Regions from separate parts of the Mus musculus genome. Here region 2 is linked to region 1. Evidence: chromatin loops called from intact Hi-C (ENCODE). Cell type or tissue: heart. All regions are shown on one strand. Region 1 holds the start of Snrpc (U1 small nuclear ribonucleoprotein C). Region 2 has its middle 4.8 kb from the start of Pacsin1.

The links. Peaks named below come from ENCODE experiments on the same cell type or tissue, not always from the same donor. Only the 100,000 strongest peaks of a DNase experiment are listed, where the experiment ranks them.
Region 2: it touches region 1 in a loop (2.3-fold over the local background); 3 of 42 quality-filtered maps call a loop at or near these places.

Annotation. Positions count from the first base shown.
Region 1 is chr17:27,837,648-27,842,647 of GRCm38, forward strand. Snrpc (U1 small nuclear ribonucleoprotein C) reads left to right here and starts at 2,440. Exons shown (of 6, transcript NM_011432.2): 1 at 2,440-2,522; 2 at 2,817-2,859; 3 at 4,623-4,731. The coding sequence starts at 2,515. In heart, a CTCF peak has its summit at 2,467; a DNase peak (open chromatin) is centred at 2,424; H3K4me3 peaks cover 2,008 bases; H3K27ac peaks cover 1,239 bases; H3K27me3 peaks cover 33 bases.
Region 2 is chr17:27,648,306-27,653,305 of GRCm38, forward strand. No RefSeq gene overlaps it. Among named protein-coding and RNA genes, the nearest start is that of Pacsin1, 4.8 kb to the right of the region's middle. In heart, a CTCF peak has its summit at 2,021 (motif pointing right); no DNase peak of the experiment used is centred here; H3K27me3 peaks cover 420 bases.

The sequences.
Region 1 (5,000 bases):
TGTGCATCGCTGTTGCCTGGCTAGGTCTAGGTTATTTTATTGTAATTTATGTATTTATTTATTTATTTTGGTTTTTCGAGACAGGGTTTCTCTGTATAGCTCTGGCTGTCCTGGGACTCACTTTGTAGACCAGGCTGGCCTCGAACTCAGAAATCTGCCTGCCTCTTGCCTCCTGAGTGCTGGGATTAAAGGTGTGCGCCACTGTAGTGGCTATTCCTGGTTGTCAACTTGACTATATTTGGAATGAACTACAATCCGGAATTGGAAGGCTCACCAGTGACCCTTATCTGGAGGCTTGGAGATCCTTATCAGGATCTTGGTATGGAGATCTTGAGCCATAGTGGCTATGGATTCCAGAAGATTCAATCTCCGAGTTTAAGGAACACACCTTTAATCTGGGCTACACCTTTTCATCTGGGATTAAGGGTGTGGTGGAACACAACTTTAATCTGGGCTACACCTTCTGCTGGAGACAATATAAGGACATTGGAAGAAGGGAGTTGAGCTCTTGCTCCTTTGCCTGCTTGCTGCGTGAGACTGAGTAACTGCTAGATCCTTGGACTTCCATTCACAGCTGCGACTGAACCATTGTTGGGAATTGGGCTGCCGACTGTAAGTCATCAATAAATTCCTTTACTATCTAGAGACTGTCCATAAGTTCTGTGACTCTAGAGAACCCTGACTAATACAGCCACCACGCCCGGCTTTAATTTATTTTTTGAGACAGGGTTTGTCTGTGTATTCCTGATTGTTCTGGACCTCACTCTGTACATCAGCCTGACCTCAATCAGAGATCTGCCTGCCTCTGCCTCCTGAGTGCTACGATTAACCACCCCGCCAAAGGTCTAGGTTATTTAAGGAACTAATAAGGACCAAAGTTATCTGAAGGTGACAATGAAAATCACTGCTTTCAAGTGATATCACATTTGAATTGAATTTTGCAAACCAGCCTAGGGATAGTAACTTTTCTGACTCTCTCTCTCTCTCTCTCTCTCTCTCTCTCCCTGCCCCCCCAAGTGTGTGTGTGTGTGTGTGTGTGTGTGTGAGAGAGAGAGAGAGAGAGAGAGACAGCAGTATGACTCCTCCCTCCTCTCTCATTCTTTGGAGTTCAAGTTAAAAGGCAATCCACTTTGTTTGAGAGAACAGACTCTAAGTTTGACCTGTTAGTTGGCAATGTACTGCTAACAACGTCTATAGAATCACTACCATTTATGGTGGCCTAAGTGCATAGACCTTTCGCTAAATGCCCTATGAGCTTTACATTTAAATTTTTTTTATATTTTGTTTTATTTTAGACAAGGTTTCCCTGTGTAGCCCTGGCTGTCCTGGAACTCACTCTGTAGACCAGGCTGGCCTTGAACTCAGAAATCTGCCTGCCTCTGCCTCCCAAGTGCTGGGATTAAAGGCGTGCGCCACCACTGCCCGGCTTAAATTCATTTTTGTATTATTGTATGTATATGGGTGTTTAGTTTGTAAGTGCACCATGTATGTGCCTAGTGCTGGGAGTGGATTAAAAAAGATCCATCAGACACCCTGAGACTTGAGCTGCAGACAGGTGGGAGTCACCACGGGGGAGTGTTGGTGATCGAACTTAGATTGTTCCAAGAGCAACAAATGCTTAATCGCTACACCAATTCTCCAGCTACTTTCCAGCATTTTTACATTTGATTCTTCCTTAAACTGCACAAGTTATTACCTTTACTTTTCAGATAAGGAAACTGAAGCTCAGAGAGAGTAAATTGCACAGCTAGGAAGGAAGCAGGGAGACAGGGTTTAAAACTTGAGACCCGCCCCACTCACCCAGGAGTGTGTCCCTACAATTCACGTCTGTCTTAATTGCTCAAATACAATGATCAATTTCTCAGTGATCGTCTTCTACATTTTCTTTGTCTTCCTTGATGTTCAGCTGCGCTCTTCCCCGCTTCATTTCCCCAGCATAGGACTTTGATCCCTCAGCCACTGATCGATTTCAGCTTACTGCTAATCAGGTCTTGGAGAATGAGAACTTTTACCTGATTTGGTTCTGCCTTTTTCACTTCTCATTTACAGAAGAGCTGGGTACATACTAGAGCAGTGGTCGTGACACCTTTTGCGGGTCGAACAACCCGTTCACAGGTTTCTCCTAAGACCATCAGAAAACACCGATAATTTGCATTACTAGTCATACGAGTGGCAAAATTACAGTTATGAAATAGCGACAAGAATAATTTCTGGTTGGGGGGGTCACCACAATTTGAGAAGCTGGATTAATGATTCGCAGCGTAGGAACTGCTGACTCAGGGTTTTGGAACCTTTTGTTGATAGTACTAAATTACGCACTTCCTAGACGGAGTAACTAATCCTGAATAAGTGAGCGCGGATTGAACCTCAGAGGCACCCACAGCATCCGTAGGGCAGAGGCCGGAAGCGGAAGTCCTACCCCTCCTGTCTGCATCCTTTGCTCGCGTCGGCGCAGCCTGTGTGCGTCAGTTCCTGGCGGCGGGGATCGGGGTAGCCAACGGCTTGTGGAGCATCATGCCCAAGTGAGTGTGGCCCTGGGAGCAAGCGGACTTGCGGTGGTCAGTTGGGTCCTGGTGAAGGTGCAGGGCGGCGGCCTCGGGTTCTGGACGTTCCGAGGGGAAGGCGAGCCCCTCCGAGGGATGGCGGGTGGAGACCCAGGCTCTCCGGCCATCCTGGCAGAGTGGGCGCGGACCCTCGCTCAGAAGCCTCGCATTCTGTCAGGACGCTTTGTTTGACTTACAATCCGAGGAAGTTGGGTTTTGGGTCTGTTTGTTTGGACAGCTGTTAATTGCTGACGTTTTCTTTTGTCATTTCAGGTTTTATTGTGACTACTGTGATACGTATCTTACCCACGATTCTGTAAGTGGCGGGTCTTTTTTATAATCCTAAAACGCCTTGTATGCAAAATTCTTTTTCTTTAGGTCCAGGTGTGTGCATTACAGTCTCCTGGAAATTTTATGACAACCTTTCTTAGAAAGTAATTAGGAAGCGGGTGTTTTTTCCCACCCTTTTTGTGAGGTCTTTGCAATTTGAAGGTATTTGCAGAATGATAAAACTTTAAGCAAGCTTGAAGATGGAAAGCATTTGCGTATACAGAAACTGCATGTACCTGTAATGTCAATACTTGAGAGGCTGAGCCAGGAAGATGGCAAATTCCAGGTCAGTTAAGGATACATATTGAGACCTTGTCAAAATAACTCGCCCCACCCTCCAAAAAAAGCCCAACAAAACAAAAAACAAACAAACCAGGAGTGTGTTCCTACAAACTTGCAGATTTGATTATGTCACATTATTCAAATGCCTGGTTAAAATGGAAAGAAATGTCTTAGTGTACAGCTCCATTCTCAGCTCCTGTGAGAACCTCATTAACTATTGATCATCAGGAGGAATAACTGAGATATGTGATTAGTGTTGCCCCGTGTGTAGCAGCCACAAGGCCCAGCAACAAAGTTAGGGCCTGGCGCCTGTCTTCCTAGTACACTGAGATGGAGCATTGCTGTGAGTTTAAGGCTATGGTGGGAGACCCTACCTCAAAAAAAAGCAAATCAAAACAACCTTTAGCAACAACAAAATTTGGTTTTTATGGTTTTAATAGTTTTAAATAATCTATTTATCTGCCCCCCCCCCCCCCAATCTCCTGAGGAAACAAGACAGATCTTCTGGAATAATTTGTAAACCAGGCTGACTTCGAACTCACAGAGAGCTGCTTGCTTTCTGCCTTCTGAGTGCACGGAGTAAAGTTATGTGCCACCACTTCCTTGGCTTATTTATTTTTGGAAAGGGTTTCATTATGTAGCCCTGGGTGGCCTAGAACTTATGTAGAACAGGCTGTCCTGCTGCCTCCATGCCTGGGATTCAAGGCCTGCATCACTCCGACCAGCCTATAGTACTGTATTCTCCTAATAGTGTGGCTTAAATATATTTAAGCTGCTGTTTTCCCATGAGAAACATGAGGACGCTGGGCGTGGTGGCGCACGCCTTTAATCCCAGCACTTGGGAGGCAGAGGCAGACGGATTTCTGAGTTCGAGGCCAGCCTGGTCTACAAAGTGAGTTCCAGGACAGCCAGGGCTATACAGAGAAACCCTGTCTCGAAAAACCAAAAAAAAAAAAAAAAAAAGAGAAACATGAGGACATTGAAATAGTACCAGGATTCAGATCAGCCATACGCATGCTTTTTCTTAAAGTAGCAAACTGTTTTAGATTTGTAAATATGGAGTCTTTATAATACTAAAAAGTCTTTATAATACTAAAAGTCATTGTAGACAGAAGCCATAGACAGTAAATAAATGAAGCTGCCAGGCAGATGTATAACCCAGTTGGTAGAGCACATGCCTAAACTACAGAAGCTCTGAGTTCTGTTCCTGGTACTGAGTAGTGAGGGAGGCCAAGAGGCAAGGATCTATGTGTCTGCCAGTGCTCAAAAGCAAATGTTTGATGGGTAGGCCCCAGTATGCTGGCCTCTGGGATAGTTTGTAAGTCCAGGAAAGATGTGTACTGAAGGCAGTGTATAAAAGGTATTTCAGTGTCTTAGCTAGGCTTCCCACCCAGAGGCAAAGCGGGAAACCTTTTTAGTTTGGTGATTTTTTTTCTCTGTGTTGGCCATGACCTTTCTGTTTTCCAGCCATCTGTGAGGAAGACACACTGCAGTGGTCGGAAACACAAAGAGAATGTGAAAGACTATTATCAGAAATGGATGGAAGAGCAGGCCCAGAGCCTGATTGACAAGACAAGTACGTCTCACAGCGTGGTCTTGGTGGGGTAGAGCATCTCACTCTGTGGTGGGCTTGGAGGGGGGGCAGAGAAGATGGAGCTGCCTAGGATTTTCCTGTTACTGTCAAGATTGTGTAACACATCTATGGGACCCTGTCTTTGAAAAATTGTGAACCACAATGTTGAGAGTTTTCCATGATGATTGGAGAAGGTAGAGATGCCTTTGAGAGACTTTATTTTGGGTTTCATGTTTGTAACTCTGGCAAAGAGAATTAGTCAGGTGAAACCT
Region 2 (5,000 bases), 190 kb before region 1:
AACTTACTCTGTAGACCAGGTGGTCTTGAACTCGCAGAGATCCGCCTGCCTCTGCTTCCTGAGTGCTGAGATTACAGGCATGTGCCACCACACTTGGCAAGACCCCGTCTCAAGTATAATATTGAAAGAAAACAGCACCTGGGAGAGACTGGAGACACAGCTCTGTGGCTGGGGTAACACGGTGGGCAGGGCTCTGTGGCCAGGTTGGTAAGGCACATGCTAGCATGCAGGAGCCCTGGGCTTGATCCCAACTCAGTAGAGATGGGGCTGAGGTGTGCACAGGTGTAATCTGTGTGCTGCTGAGGAGAAGCAGGAGGGTCAGAGGGTCCTCAGCACCAGGGCATGTTCAAAGATCTCTTGTGCTACACAAAAGCCCGTGTTAAAGCAGCAAAGTTGGACGAGGAGTGAGTAGGGCAAAGCCCTGGTGGGTCTACTTCCAGGTCCCTTAACTAAAACCTGAGGACCCAGGCTGGACATGGGCGTGCCGCCCAAGAGGCATGACAACAGAATGAGGGACATTAGACAGAGACACCCGCATCAGGAATGGTGGTGCATGTCTTTGATCCCAGCACTAGGGAGGCTGAGGTAGGCAGAGCTCTGTGAGTTCAAGGCCAGCCTGGTCTATATAGTGAGTTCCAGAACAGCCAGGGCTACATAGAGAATCCCAGAAGAGGCCATCAGATCTTATTACGGATGGTTGTGAGCCACCAAATGGTTGCTGGGATTTGAACTCAGGACCTTTGGAAGAATAGTCAGTGCTCTTACCCACTGCGCCATCTCTCCAGCCCCCCCCCCCTGTTATTTTTGTTTTTAAAAGGCTCAACAGTACATAGATTTGTATCCACCCGGAGCTGGTACAACAAATGTGTTCTCACTGCCAATACACTTTGTGTGGCTTCAGGCCCAAGGCAATAGATCCAGCCGACCCTGGGTTGAAACCACGAGCCAAAAGAAACCCCTTCTCCTTTGAAATGGGTTCTCTCGGGTGTTTGTCACAGTGAGGAAAGGTTAACAAACTGTAGTAAGAGGTTAGCCGTGCACCAAAGCCTTGGAATGCGGCAGAAACAACATCCTTTCTGAACTACGACTATTTTGTTTTGTCTGATTCTTTGAGGCAAGGTGTTGCTCTATAGCCCAAACTTACTTGAAACCCTTGATCCTCCTGTCCCAGTGTCTTGAGCTCTAAGATTTCAGGTGTGCATCATCATGTCAACTCCAAGTGTTAAGGTTAAGAGCACATGAGATTGAGAGTGGAGCAGCTAAGCAGCTAAGGGTGCTTGCAGCCAAGCTTAACGACCTGAGTTTGATCCCCTGGACCCCTATGGTGGATGGTGAGACCCAATTCTCAAAAGTTGGCCTCTGAGCCCAGCAGTGGTGGCGCATGCCTTTAATCCCAGCACTTGGGAGGCAGAGGCAGGTGAATTTCTGAGTTCGAGGCCAGCCTGGTCTACAGAGTAAGTTCCAGGACAGCCAGGGCTACACAGAGAAACCCTGTCTTGAAAAACCAAAAAAAAAAAAAAGTTGGCCTCTGACCTCTATATACCCACTATCCCCTCCCTGACACAAATAAATAAATAACTTAAGGAAAGAATAAAATCAGAGGTACAAGCCTGAGGGACCTGAGTTTGAATCCAGGAGACCCCATAAAGTTAGATAGAGAACCAACTCTATGATATTGTCCTCTGACCCCGCCCCCAACACACACTGATAATAAAAAAAAAAATTAAAAAAAAACAATAGGGGCTGAAGAGCTGGTTAAGAGCACACACTGCTCTTGCAGAGGACCGGGACACAGTTCCCAGCACCAAGTGGTGGCTCACAACTGTAACAGCTCCAGTGGAGTAGAGCGCTGTCACTGGGGCAGTGGAGGCAGGAGGATGAGAGGTTTAACGCTATCCTCAGCTGCATAGTGCGTCCAGGCAGTCTAGGCTACTACCGAAGACCTTGACTAAAAAAAAAACGTAAATCTAAACCCAAACCAAACAGGAATTCCGCTTGTAGTTAAGGTACTGTACCACTAGGTGGCGAGGGCGTCCAGGCCATAGCCACAGGACCGCAGCGACGTCGAGCCCTCTGGCTTGAAGTAAGCACCTAGTCCAGTCTGCTTTTTCTTTCTGCCTCAGTCCTGCCTGGATTGGATTCACAGCTCCAAGGCTTTCCAGCTGTGTGACATCACACAGGCTACCTAACCTCTCTGGCCTCCATATCCCAGCCTGTACCATGATGGTCAGTAATTACAGCGTCCCCATGGTTCCTATGCCTCAAATTCAGAAAGAACCCGGTACAGGGACGGCTCTGTTTGTTTGTGTGTCCTGGGTAAGCTGTCTCCGGGGTCCTAAATCTGGGTACCCCTAAAGGTTAAGGGTTTCATGCAGGAGGTGTGGTTTCCAGCCATAAGTCAGTGGCAGAGAAACCATTGCAAGGCTCCTGACATCTGGTCTCAGGGTCCAAGGTGCGGCTGGCAATCGTCCCTGTCCACCAGGCAGGTGACTCACTGTCCGAGAGCTTGAAGCGAGCTGACGGCGCCATGAGGAGAGAGAGCCGGAAGGCCGTCCCTCAGCACTGCCCATTCCCACGTCAGGTTGCTGAAAGGGAGCGTAGAAAATAAAACCCTGTCCTAGGCAGCCTAGACCCAGCCAGACTCCCGGATCCATCTTGCCCAGCCTCCAAACAGGACTCAAGGTGGCAAGGACCAGATCAGAGCTCAGAGATCTGTTTATAGCCCCAGCTCTGTCACTGAAGTGCTGTGTGACTTGGAACGAGCCTCTTTCACTCTCTGGGCTTCAGAATCCCATCTACCCACAGTGGGATAGATCCCTGGCCTTCCTTTTCAAGCTGTGGAAAGAACAGGGGTGGTTGGCCTGGAGGTGTGGACAGTGCCTGTTGAGCATGCGCAGAAGGCTCGGCAAGTAAAGGTGCTTGCTGCAGATGCCTGGTGGCCTGAGTTCAATCCCGGCTCCTGGAGGAAGAACACTGGCTCCCAAAAGTTATCTTCTGACCTCCATCCACACACCGTGGCACTTGTGCTCAAACACACATATGGATGCAGGGCACACACACAATAATAATAATAATAGATAATTGTTAGCCAATATGGTGGCACATGACTTTAATGCCAGCACTTGGAAGGCAGAGGCAGGCGGATTTCTGAGTTCGAGGCCAGCCTGGTCTACAGAGTGAGTTCCAGGACAGCCAGGGCTACACAGAGAAACCCTGTCTGAAAAAATAAAAACAACAAACAAACAAACAACCCAAAAAACAAAAACCAACAACAACAAAACCGCAAACTGGGCATGGTGGTGCATGCTTGCAATCCCAGCACTGTGGAGCGAGGGTAAGGGTCAGAAGTTGGACCTCACCTGCAACGGCTCAAGACCACCATAGGAAGATACACATGACTGTCTGAGGGAGAGAAAGAGAACTCAAAACGGCTCTCCTTCCCCCCCCCCTTTTTTTTTCTATAGGAAGACAGGGCAACTGGAGTCTCCCTTCTGCCCGGCCCCCTCTTCCAGGCCTAACACGCAGTATCAATTACCAATCCATTATTCATTCATTGATTTATTTATTTCCGCGCCTTTCAGTGCTGGCCTGCCTTTCTGTCCCTACGTCTTTTGTGTTTCGCTGGCATCTGCAAACCCCTCAGGACCAGCGCTGTCTTCCTTCTGCGTGGCCCAGAGTCTGAGGGAGGATGGACCAAGGGAGGTTCAGGGCTCTGGGTGGGAAGGACAGCCCCATGGAAACATACAGGGGTCAGATCTCCACGGGGCTGAGAGAACGTGAGGCCAGGACACGAGAGACGTGGGAAATGCTCAGAAAAGGAAGAGTTGCTGTGCCGGAAACGGAGGGCATCTGTATTGAAGCAGAGGCGCAAAACGGGAGGGAGGGTGGGGGAGGTACGCGGAACAGGAAGGGGTCGGGGCGGGGCGCAAAGCAGGAAGGTGGGTTAGGTTCACCTTGGACAGGCAAGCAGAAGGTCTGCAATTAGAAAGTCTACAAGGAAGCTGGTCTAAATTGGGAAGTGTGGACATCCCGCGTCAGTTCCCGAAACATTTTATTTTAGGTTACACAGTGTGTGTGTGTGTGTGTGTGTGTGTGTGCGCATGTGTTCTGAATTCAACCCCAGCCACACCTCAGCTCTGCACAGAGAGCCCCTGGCTGCCTTCTGTCTTTACCCTCTCTCCTCTCTACTTTTGTTTGTTTGGTCTTTAAAAGAGACTGCTTTGTTTTTTAAGGCATGTGTGTCTGCTCAGGACTCTGCGCACACGCACACGGGTGCAGGTGTCTAATGAGTCCTGCAGAGGGCGTGAGGATGCTCTTGAGTTGAAGTTACAGACAGGTGTGAGCTGCCCCATGTGGGTGCTGGCAACCAAAATTAGGGCGTCTAGGAGAGCAGTAAGTTATCTTAACCACTAAGCCTCTCTTTGTTAGTTAGTTAGTTAGTTTGTTTGTTTTGTTTTGTTTTGTTTTCGAGACAGGGTTTCTCTGTGTATCCCTGGCTGTCCTGGAACTCACTCTGTAGACCAGGCTGGGCTCAAACTCAGAAATCTGCCTGCCTCTGCCTCCCGAGTGCTGGAATGAAAGCTATATACCACCCTACCGACCTCCTGTTGGATTTTTCAAGAGGCCCAAGATGACCACAGACTCCTTCTGGACCACTGGGGTTACTACAGGCCTGAACCACTGTCACCAGCTATGTCACCAGCTATGTGCTGGGGGCCTAGGGCTTTGGGTGTGCTCAGCAAGCACTCAGCTAACTGAGCCATGTTCTTATGCCCTCCCAGTCTCCTGACGGACCTACAGCTCTGTGAAGGTTGTGCTTTCTCCCAGCCTCCGGCTTCTCTTCCCCACTCTATCATAGCCTTCTATTCAACCCTCCAAATGTCTGACCGTCTAGGGATATATCCTGTCTGGGAAGTTTGGGGCTGTGGACTCCACTGGCTTTTTTCTTAAAAGTATCATCATCTTCACCATCATCACCACCACCATCATCATCGATGCCT